Linked DNA regions of Homo sapiens: region 2 is linked to region 1. The links are chromatin loops, found by intact Hi-C in ENCODE. Cell type or tissue: heart left ventricle. All regions are shown on one strand.

Evidence for each region. Peaks named below come from ENCODE experiments on the same cell type or tissue, not always from the same donor. Only the 100,000 strongest peaks of a DNase experiment are listed, where the experiment ranks them.
Region 2: it touches region 1 in a loop (4-fold over the local background); 4 of 110 quality-filtered maps call a loop at or near these places.

The regions. Positions count from the first base shown.
Region 1 is chr7:71,612,563-71,617,562 of GRCh38, reverse strand. The region is part of intron 6 of GALNT17 (polypeptide N-acetylgalactosaminyltransferase 17); the gene reads right to left. Among named protein-coding and RNA genes, the nearest start is that of MIR3914-1, 310 kb to the right of the region's middle. In heart left ventricle, a CTCF peak has its summit at 2,385; a DNase peak (open chromatin) is centred at 2,232; H3K27ac peaks cover 3,706 bases.
Region 2 is chr7:71,719,421-71,724,420 of GRCh38, reverse strand. No RefSeq gene overlaps it. Among named protein-coding and RNA genes, the nearest start is that of MIR3914-1, 410 kb to the right of the region's middle. In heart left ventricle, no CTCF peak of the experiment used is centred here; no DNase peak of the experiment used is centred here.

The sequences.
Region 1 (5,000 bases):
GGATCACGAGGTCAAGAGATCGAGACCATCCTGGCCAACATGGTGAAACCCTGTCTCTACTAAAAATACAAAAATTAGCTGGGAGTGGTGGTGGGCACCTGTAGTCCCAGCTACTCGGGAGGCTGAGGCAGGAGAATTGCTTGAACCTAGGAAGTGGAAGTTGCAGTGAGCTGAGATTGTGCCACTGCACTCCAGCCTGGTGACAGAGACTCCGTCTCAAAAAAAAAAAAAACAAAAAAACCAACCCCCCCCGCCCCTGCAAAAAAAAAACCAAAAATACTATCTATCAAGTACTATGCTTACTACCTGGGTGATGGAATCCATACTCCAACCTCAGTATCATGCAATATTCCCATGTAACAAATCTGCACATGTACCCCCATATCTAAAATAAAAGTTGAAATGCAAATGAATAAGTAAATAAATAATATTGTATAAATAATATTTACTATATAATTAAGTATATAACTGATACATAATCACATATATAATAAAATTATATGTGGCATAATTAATATATTTATATATTCATATAGTTAATAGTATTTAATGTGTAATTAATATATTTATATATTAATATAGAACTAATATATTCATATATAAATTAGTTAATTATTAACCATATGATATAATAATTATTTATTCTTAATATGATTCTTATAAGAATTATATATTCTTAATTATATAATGTATACTTTTATAATATAATATGCAATACATAATTATAATATATAATATGATTATATAATTAACTAATGTATACACTAATATATTAGTTACATATTAACACATAATATATAACATATAAATATAATATATAATGTAAACAAATTGTAATTATATATTATATACATCAATCACAATATATTATATATTATAATGTATTATATTACATGTTATGATTATAATTATACATTATATATTTATATTACATATAAATATAAAATATATAAACTGTACATCCAATAAAGGCCTAATATCCAGAATATCAGATTATATAGTTATATGTAATTATTATATATTTATATTACATATAATGTATTAACATATCAAATATTTATATATTAGTTATTAGTTATATATTAGTATATAATTAATGATATTTACTAAATAAATAATAAAAATAATAATAAAAAAATATTTCCAGGAGAGAAGCACACAGCTGGAAAGGAAGAAGACTGGCCAGTTCATATGGTAAAAAAGAGCCAACAAAAGGTGAGGTTGAGGAGCGAGTGAGGACAAGAGAAGCAATCAAGTCTCTGAGAGGACGGGGGGGAAAGAATCTGGAATTTACTTGTCTTCAAGTTCAGCTTCAGACACTACTGTGAATCGCCCACCCTAGGGTACTCGAACAGACTAGATTCTAGTAAGAGCCCCAGTCTTGACCACCTGCCAGGCGCATTCTGATCTTCACCACTGACAAAGCCCCACTCTCTGATGATCTAAGAGTGCCCTCCCATCCCACCCAACTGGGAGCTCGTCTATAGGCACATTGGTTCAATCTTACAGACACTCAGTCTCGCCCAACTAAGAACCACATTCAAAACTGGGATCGAGGTTTCTGAATCCAAATTCTGGGCTTTTCCTGCTGCCTTGTGCTACACCTGCCCTGGACAGAGGTGGGCAAGACGACACCTCCTCCCCTGCTATCCTCAGGGGAAAGCTCCTTCCTTTCCTCCTGTCAAGCCGAGTGGAGGCTAAGCCTCTTCTCATGGTCTCATTCATTCAGAGTTCCTTGGAGAGAAAAGAGGTTGATGCAGAGTAAAAAGTAAGAAAGCACTTTGAGGCCGGGCGCGGTGGCTCACGCCTGTAATCCCAGCACTTTGGGAGGCCGAGGTGGGTGGATTATTTGAGGCCAGGAGTTGGAGACCAGCCTGGCCAAAATGGTAAAATCCTGTCTCTACTAAAAATACAAAAAATTAGCAGGGCGTGTTGGCATGTGCCTGTAGTCCCAACTACTTGGGAGGGTGAGGCAGGAGAATCCTTTGAGCCCAGGAGGCAGAGGTTGCAGTGAGCTAAGATTGTGCCACTACATTCCAGTCTGGGTGACAGAGTAAGACTCTGTCTCAAAAAAAAAAAAAAAAAAAAAAAAAAGTGCTTTGCTCCTAAAGTGCAGATAGAAAAAGGGCACCAAGGTGCTTTAATTTACTGCACAGGCTGGAAAAGCCACATCTGGGGCCCATGATCTCAGTATCAGTGACTCGGAGGTCTCGCTGGCAGATGGAGGGCCAGGGACATAAGTGACTCAGCCTGGGACAAGGGGAGCACAGCAGGCTAGCAGAGTGGAAGCCAGTCTGGATAAAGTCCCAATTGAGCCACTGCAGCTAAAATTAAATATGACAAATGGCCTGTTCAGTTACATTAGGCACTGGCAATGGGGCCTCTGCAGGCTATGTGCTGAAGCGCTGGCCTTGTCATCTCCCCAGCAGCCTCCCAGTCAGGGCTATATTCCTTCCACCAAAAGCTGCCACAGTGGTGCTGGAAGATTCTTGCCAATCACGCTGGTCTTGAAACAAGCCACCTTGGCAACAAACAGTAATCCGTGTCCTTCTTGAGGAGCACTAGAAATGTGAGGCTGGACATCATGGGCTGAGTATCCCTTATTCGAAGTGCTTGAGACCAGAAGTGGTTTTTTTTGCTTATTTCCCTCCCTTCCTCCCTCCCTCCCTCCCTCCCTCCCTTCCCTCCCTGTTTCTTTGTTTTTCTGTTTCTTTCTCTCTCCTCTTTGTTTCTTTCATTCTCTCTCTTTCTCTATTACTTTTTTCTCTTTCTCTGTTTCTCTTTCTCTGTTTCTTTCTCTTTCTGTTTCTTTCGCTCTCTCCACTTCTTTTTCTTTCTGTTTCTTTTTTTCCTTTCTCTTTCTTCCCTCCCTCCCTTCCTTCCATCCTTCCTTCCTTTCTTCCTCTCTGTCTCTTTGTCCTACCCTCCCTTCCTTTCTTTTTTTGAGAAAAGGTCTCACTCTGTCACCAGGCTGGAGTGCAACAGTGTGATCACTGCTCGTTGCAGCTTTGAACTCCTGGGCTCAAGCAATCTTCCATCTCAGCCTCTTGAGTGGCTGGAACCACAGGCATGCACCAATATGCTTGGCTAATTTTTTGTAGAGATGAGATCTTGCTATGTTACCTAGGCTGATCTGCAACTCCTCAGAAGCATTTCAGATTTTGGATCTTTTCAAATTTGGGGATATTTGCACTGTATTTAACAGGCTGAGCATCCATAATTTGGAAATCTGAAATCCAAAATGTTCCAAAGAGCATTTCTTTGAGTCATATCTGTGCTCAAAAAGTTTCAGATTTTGGAGCATTTTGGATTTCAGATTTTTTGGATTAGAGATACCCAACCTGCTCCCTATGACTTCTTGGCTCTCTCCAGAAGGAAAATTTGGGTTGATCCAACTTAATGTGATCACAAAAGTTTGGGGGATTAGGGCTTTTGTTTTGTTTTGAAATACTAACTTTGTTGGTGACAAGTCTAAACAGTTTTATCATAAAATCCTGCACTATGAGGACTAAAATAAAAAGTAATAGGTCTTGTAGTGAGTGATCCAGATCTGAAACAAATCAGAGTTCTTGACTCTCCATGTTATGAGTTTTTTGTGTGTTTGTTTTAAAGAGACAGGGTCTCACTCTGTCACCCAGGCTGCAATGTAGTGACTCGATCATATCTCACTGCAGCCTTGAAATCCTGGGCTCAAGTGATCCTTTTGCCTCAGCTGGGACTACAGGTGTGCATCACCATGTCCAGCTAACTAAAAAAAAAAAAAAAAAAAATCATAGAGATGGGGTCTCGCTATGTTTCCCAAGCTGGTCTCGAACTCCTGGGCTCAAGTAATCCTCTTGCCTCAGCCTCCCAAAGTGCTGGGATTGAGATTTTATACCTGATTTTTCTGAAATTATGTGTTCTGGAGCCAACAAAGACAGAGGGAGGTTGCTAAAAATACCCAGACATAAGCCTCTGACCAGCAGAGGAGACAGAATGCAATGAACTGGAAAGTCCCTCCAAGCTCTCTATGCTCATTGGTCCTCCCAAAAAGCAGAGGCTACTCATGGAAAGAAGGATTTGGCTGAAACGTCTGCAGAGTGACACTGCTTCCCAGGGCTGCTTAATGCTGACCTTTTGACATTCTCGCCTTTGATTTCCTTAATGTGATTGCTCTGTTTCTTTGCTGTCTGACAAACGGTCAATTCCTGTTTGTCTTCTAATAAATGGGCTGATTAATGCTGGGGGAAAAAGAGACCAACAGAAAATCCTCATTGCCATCTACAAATAACTTCAAAGTAAATCATCTACCTTTTGCTTTCTTCTTTGAACTTTTAAATTTTTATCACATACGAATGTACCATCATTAGCTCTCCCTGGCAGCATCTATCCCTTGATGGAGTAACCGCCTCTCAAAAAAGATCATGCTTTTCTGAACATGCTGTATTTTTGGCTGCAGCCCTGAACTGCTGGGAATGCAATTGCTTTTTAATTGGAACCAACAACCAGTGTTGGCTTGGATTCAGAACTAGCCTCCCCGCATCAGAAACGTCTACTGGAGTCTGGTGATAGGCGAGAGGGGGGCCGTTAACCACCTTCAGGCTGTGAATCCCCAGGGGGAAGCTCTGTTTGTACCTGGTATCTTGGCTGGCTCAGAAAACAGAATTTCCATTTTCTGACCAGATAAAGAAATACTTGTCATTGATGGGGACTGGCAAACCGAAAACCGAATGGTTCATGCAGGGAATTTTCACCCTGCCCAGTTTATGTCTGCATGTGTGAGAATAAACTAGGAGCTTGGATGAAAGGGAACAAAATAATCACAAAGGAAATTTCTAGTGTTTTCCATCAACATGACAGACCAAAATGTCCTTTCCTTTCCAAAGGGAAACAATTGCAGGAATCGGTTCCCTTGTCTTTTGTTACTGAGGGAATAATCAGCATTCTGTAAAGAAACCCATCGCTTCAGGTTCTCATCCTATCAAGCAATTATTTATAATTTACAGCCTATTAATACAACA
Region 2 (5,000 bases), 110 kb before region 1:
CTGATAAATCAGCATACCCACAAGATAAATCCAGGGAAAGCAATAAAAACAAAACAAACAAAACAATCCCAAACAAAACCAAAAGCCTTCCCTGTATTTGAGAGAAATAGTCACCTTCCCCATCTGGTCTCTGGTGCTCAACTTCTTCACCCCTCTGGGAAATTCTTTTAAAAAGCAGATATCTTAAAACAAAGCAAAACAATAACACAACAGCAAGTTCTTCCCAAGACACCAATGGAAAGCAGTGGCTATGTCCTCCGTAAAGATCGAGGGGCTTTCTTCCAGGAAGCTGTTATCACTCATACTTATCTCACAGCAGTCAAGAGTAAGGCACGAGTTTGGATGACACCTCTGGGATATTGTCACATGCACTGGGGGAGCTCGGAAGAGCACGGAGGGTCGTCATGGATGGTTGCATACAGGTTCTTCATAACAGTGTGAGAACAGACTAATCCACAGGGTGTTGCTCTGGGGCCCAGGCTGGAGTACAGTGGTGTGATCATAGCTCACTGCAGCCTTGACCTCCTGGGCTCAGGCGATCCTCCTGCCTCAGTCTCTGGAGGCTGGCAGGGCGGATGGGAATCAGGAGTCTCTGGTTTTCTTTCTTCCCAACCTCTTGCAGGTTTCCTTTGCTTTGTCACTGTGCCTTCGGCTGGTTACCGATTAGAACCTCACGCAAACTCTCCAGAAAGAAAAACAGCTTCTTTCCAGGGGCCAGTGCCAGATTCTACCCTCTAAATGAATTGTGAGGTTGGGCGTGGCGGCTCATGCCTGTAATCCCAACACTTTGGGAGGCTGAGGCAGGAGGATGGCTTGAAGCCAGGAGTTCAAGACCAATCTGGACAGCACGGTAAGACCCTGTCTCTACGAAAAATTTAAAAATTATTCAGGCATGGTGGTGTGTGTCTGTAGTCCCAGCTGCTCCAAAGACTAAGGCAGGAGGATTGCTTGATCCCAGCAGTTCAAGGCTGCAGTGAGCTATGATTGTGCCATTGCATTCTAGCCTGGGCAACAGAGCAAGACCCCATCTCTGAAAAATAAAATAAAATAAAATAATTATGGTAATGGCTTTGATAAGTACTTAGAACCCCATTAATTTGGGCACATTTATAGTAGGTTGGGTCTGAGCTTTTGGGGGCAAAGGGAATTTGAATTATAAAACAGTGGTAATATCAGCGCAGTCTCAGGGTACACCTGAACTGGAACTTTCCTCTAGTTCCCACATGAGCCCCAGGCGGAGAACACTCTTCAATGAAGTGGGTACAAATAGCAGACAGATAGGATCCATCCCAAGGGAGGCCTCTGAAGCACTGAGAAGACACACAGGTAAATAGCTTTTTAAAAAAATTTTTCATTTTCTGAGCCTTATTTATATGAGCAAATGTTTAGGCATATGTTAAACTCAAGTATCACAAATTCTGAATCAAAGAGGTTGCATCTTGTATCGAAGCAGAGAAATCAAGAGGTGTAGCCTCTGGCACCAGAAGTTTGGTTTGGTGCCTTGGGCTAGGACTGGAGATTTCATTCTTTGTGTATTTTCAAGGGCAAAATGCCTGGGGAATAACTGAAAAACTGAGCAGCCTATATCTTCCTTTTTTTATCTTCATGGTGGGATTACAAGTGCTCCGCTTCATAACTAACCAGTGGCTGTGCCGCAGGCCTCTGTAGAAATCTCAATACCCAAAGCTCATGCTGTTGCCCAGGGCCTATTGCAACTGTCCCACCAAAAGCTTTACCTTTTTCTGCCTTTCCAAGTGGCACAGTGAAGGAGAGCCCACACTCTCAGGACTGGAGGAGCAGATATAATATTAGCTACCAATGAACTATGTATTCAGGAAAAAGATTAGTACAATCGATATAGATGAAGTCCACCAAGTATCCCTATACCTCACTCTGACCATGCTTTCCAATGTCCTACCCAACAAACTGTGAGATTTTATTCTTGATACAGTCTGGATATTTGCCTCCTCCAAATCTCATGTTGAAATGTGATCCCCAGAGTTGGAGGTGGAGCCTGGTTGGGAGGTGTTTTGGTCCTAGCTTGGGTAATGAGTGAGTTCTTGCTGTATTTATTCCTGTGAGAGCTGGTGGTTTAAAAGAGCCTAGAACCTCCTCCTCTGTCTCTTGCCTTCTCTCTCTCTCACAAGGTGATCTCTGCACACATCAGCTCCCCTTCACCTTCCCCCATGAGTGGAAGCAGCCCACAGCCTTAACCAGACCAGATGCTGGCACCATGCTTCTTATGCAGCCAGCAGAACCATAAGCCAAATAAACCTCACTTCTTTATAAAAGCACCCAGCCTCAGGTTTTCCATAACAGCAACTCAAATGGACTAAGACAGTTCTTTTCCCCACAAGGTAAGATAGGAAGAAAAGCAAGAGTTAGAAACACCCACTCTGTGGGTAATTTTTTCTCTTAGAGATAAGAGCTGCAGTTGGTTTGTTGGTAGCACCTCCTTATCAAACTTCTCAACAAGATAAAAGGACGTGTGTGTAATGGAAAGTGACTCAACCTGTGCTTCTCCAACTAGGGATTTGCAGGCATCTAGGCAGCCTCTGACTTTCGCATGTACAAGATGTCTGTAAGATTTTCAAAGTTTTTTTGTCTTTATTTTGGTGATTATCGGAAAATTAGGTCAGGTGCAGTAGCTCACCCCTGTAATCCCAGCACTTTGGGAGGCCGAGATGGGCCATTCACTTGCAGTCAGGAGTTTAAGACCAGCCTGGCCAACATGGTGAAACCCCATCTCTATTAAAAATACAAAAATTAGCCAGGTGTGGTGGCACACACCTGTAGCCCCAGCTACTCAGGAGGCTGAGGCAGGAGAATCGCTTGAACCCAGGAGGCAGAGGTTGCAGTGAGCTTAGATCATGCCACTGCCCTCCAGCCTGGAAGACAGAGTGAGACCCTGTCTCTAAAAAAAAAATTAATATGAGCATCTTCTGCATTACCTGGATGGCCCAGATGAGTACTGAACGTGGCTTTAGTTCATGTGTTTGTGTGCCAACAGCCCTGGGGCTAAGTTGTTCTACGGGAATTGTCATAAAAAGAAGAAGAGAGTGGTGTAAAAGCAAGAAGAGAGTGGTGGTTTTTTTTTTGTTATTGTTGTTTTGTCAAGACGGAGTTTCCTTCTTGTTGCCCAGGCCAGGCTGGAGTGCAGTGGCACAGTCTCGGTTCATTGCAACCTCCGCCTCAGCCTTCCAAGTAGCTGAGATTACAGGTCCTCACCATCACGCCCAGCTAACTTTTGTATTTTTAGTAGAAATGGGGTTTCACCATGTTGCCCAGGCTGGTCTTGAACTCCTGACCTCAGGTGATCCACTCACCTTGGCCTCCCAAAGTGCTAGGATTACAAGCATGAGCCACTGCACCTGGCCGAGGGTGGAGATTTTAATAGAAATGTGTTTGTTGCTCAGGAAAGCTGCTAGAATATAAATTCCCAGAGAGCAGGATTTCTATCCTCTTTGCTTACTAATTTACTACACCCTAGAGAGACGGTAGGTGCTCAATAAATATGGGGTAAATGAATGGTGAGTAAACATTTCCAAAATACTCCAGAGTACAGGAAACTAGAGGGAGAATCAGGTTATCATGAGGCACAGAAGAACCTCTGCTGGTTCAGTTGGTTCCACATTCACATCTGAAGCAGCAACGATTCCATTTCGGTGAGTGACAGTGCCACCAGGTTAAATGAATACTGTTAACTGAAATTTTATCTACTTTGTTGGTTTGTTCATATCGACTTGTAAATTTATTCTTATATTATAGCTGCAACAGACCTATGAGTAGAAGCCATTTTATGTTTACACATATTTGAGAAACACTATAGTAAAAAATAAATTAGGTCAGCCCTGAGGGTCTGTGAGAGTTTTTTTTTTCTTTAGAAGGATGCCACTTATTACTTTATTTAAGAAATACTACCAGCCTGGGTGACATAGTGAGATCTCATCTTTACAAAAGAAAAAAAAATAGCCGGGTAAGGTGGTATTGAAGCGGTGTCATTGTCTGGGGTAAATACCCAGGGTTCATTGTCTCACACCAAGAAGATTAAGGACATGGACCAGACACACAGGAGGAGTGAGTTTAGGAGCAGAGGGTTAATAGGCAAAAGAAAGAGAAAGGAGAACAGGTCTCTCCCTTGTGAGAGAGGGATTCCTGAAAAAGAAAACCCAGCCCTTGGACTACACCAGATTTTATAGGCAGGCTTGAGGAGATGGTGTCTGATTTCCATAAGGCCCACATATTGGTTCGGCCAGGTGTGACGTTTACATAGTGTGCCAGGGGAGGCTGGTCACCCCATTCTAACCTTATTATGCAAATGGGGTCTTTGCCTGGCTGGTGCCATATTGTCTTCTCCTTACTGTCCACATGATTTGGCAAAGAGAAGGGAAGATGGAGCCGCCATGTTGGACATGCCGATTCCCAGGTAGCCTTATCCTGTTAGCACAGCTGCCAGCATTCACCAGTGCAAGCTTCCAGCTTGCTTGTCTCTGTCTGAAGCTTGATTTCACAGGCTGCTCTTTGTTAGAAAAGAAAATCATTTGGGGGTTGCTTTTTATTAAAAGGAAAACATTACCGAGGACTTCTTTGCCCTTACTATCTACCTAAGTAATTTCTTCTTAACTCCTGTATCAGTATGTGCACCTGTAGCCTCAGCTACTTGGGAGGCTGAGGTAGGAGGATCGTTTGAGCCTTGGAGTTCAAGTCTGCAGTGAGCTATGATTGTACCACTGCACTCCAGTCTGGGTGACAGAACAAGACACTGCCTCTTAAAAAAAAAAAAAAAAGAAAAAAAGGACACACTAGATTAAAATTGTCAACAATATACACCCCATCCTGCAGGAAATGGCATATGGCTTCTCTAGCCAAGAAAGTTAACCATTTCTCCAGGTGGCAGAAATGAATTCTATCCACTGATCAAGGTGCTGCCCACGGAATAGAGGTTGTTCCCCTTATAGTTATGGCAGCTGTGTTCAAGCTTAAAGGGGCCCACTGACTTT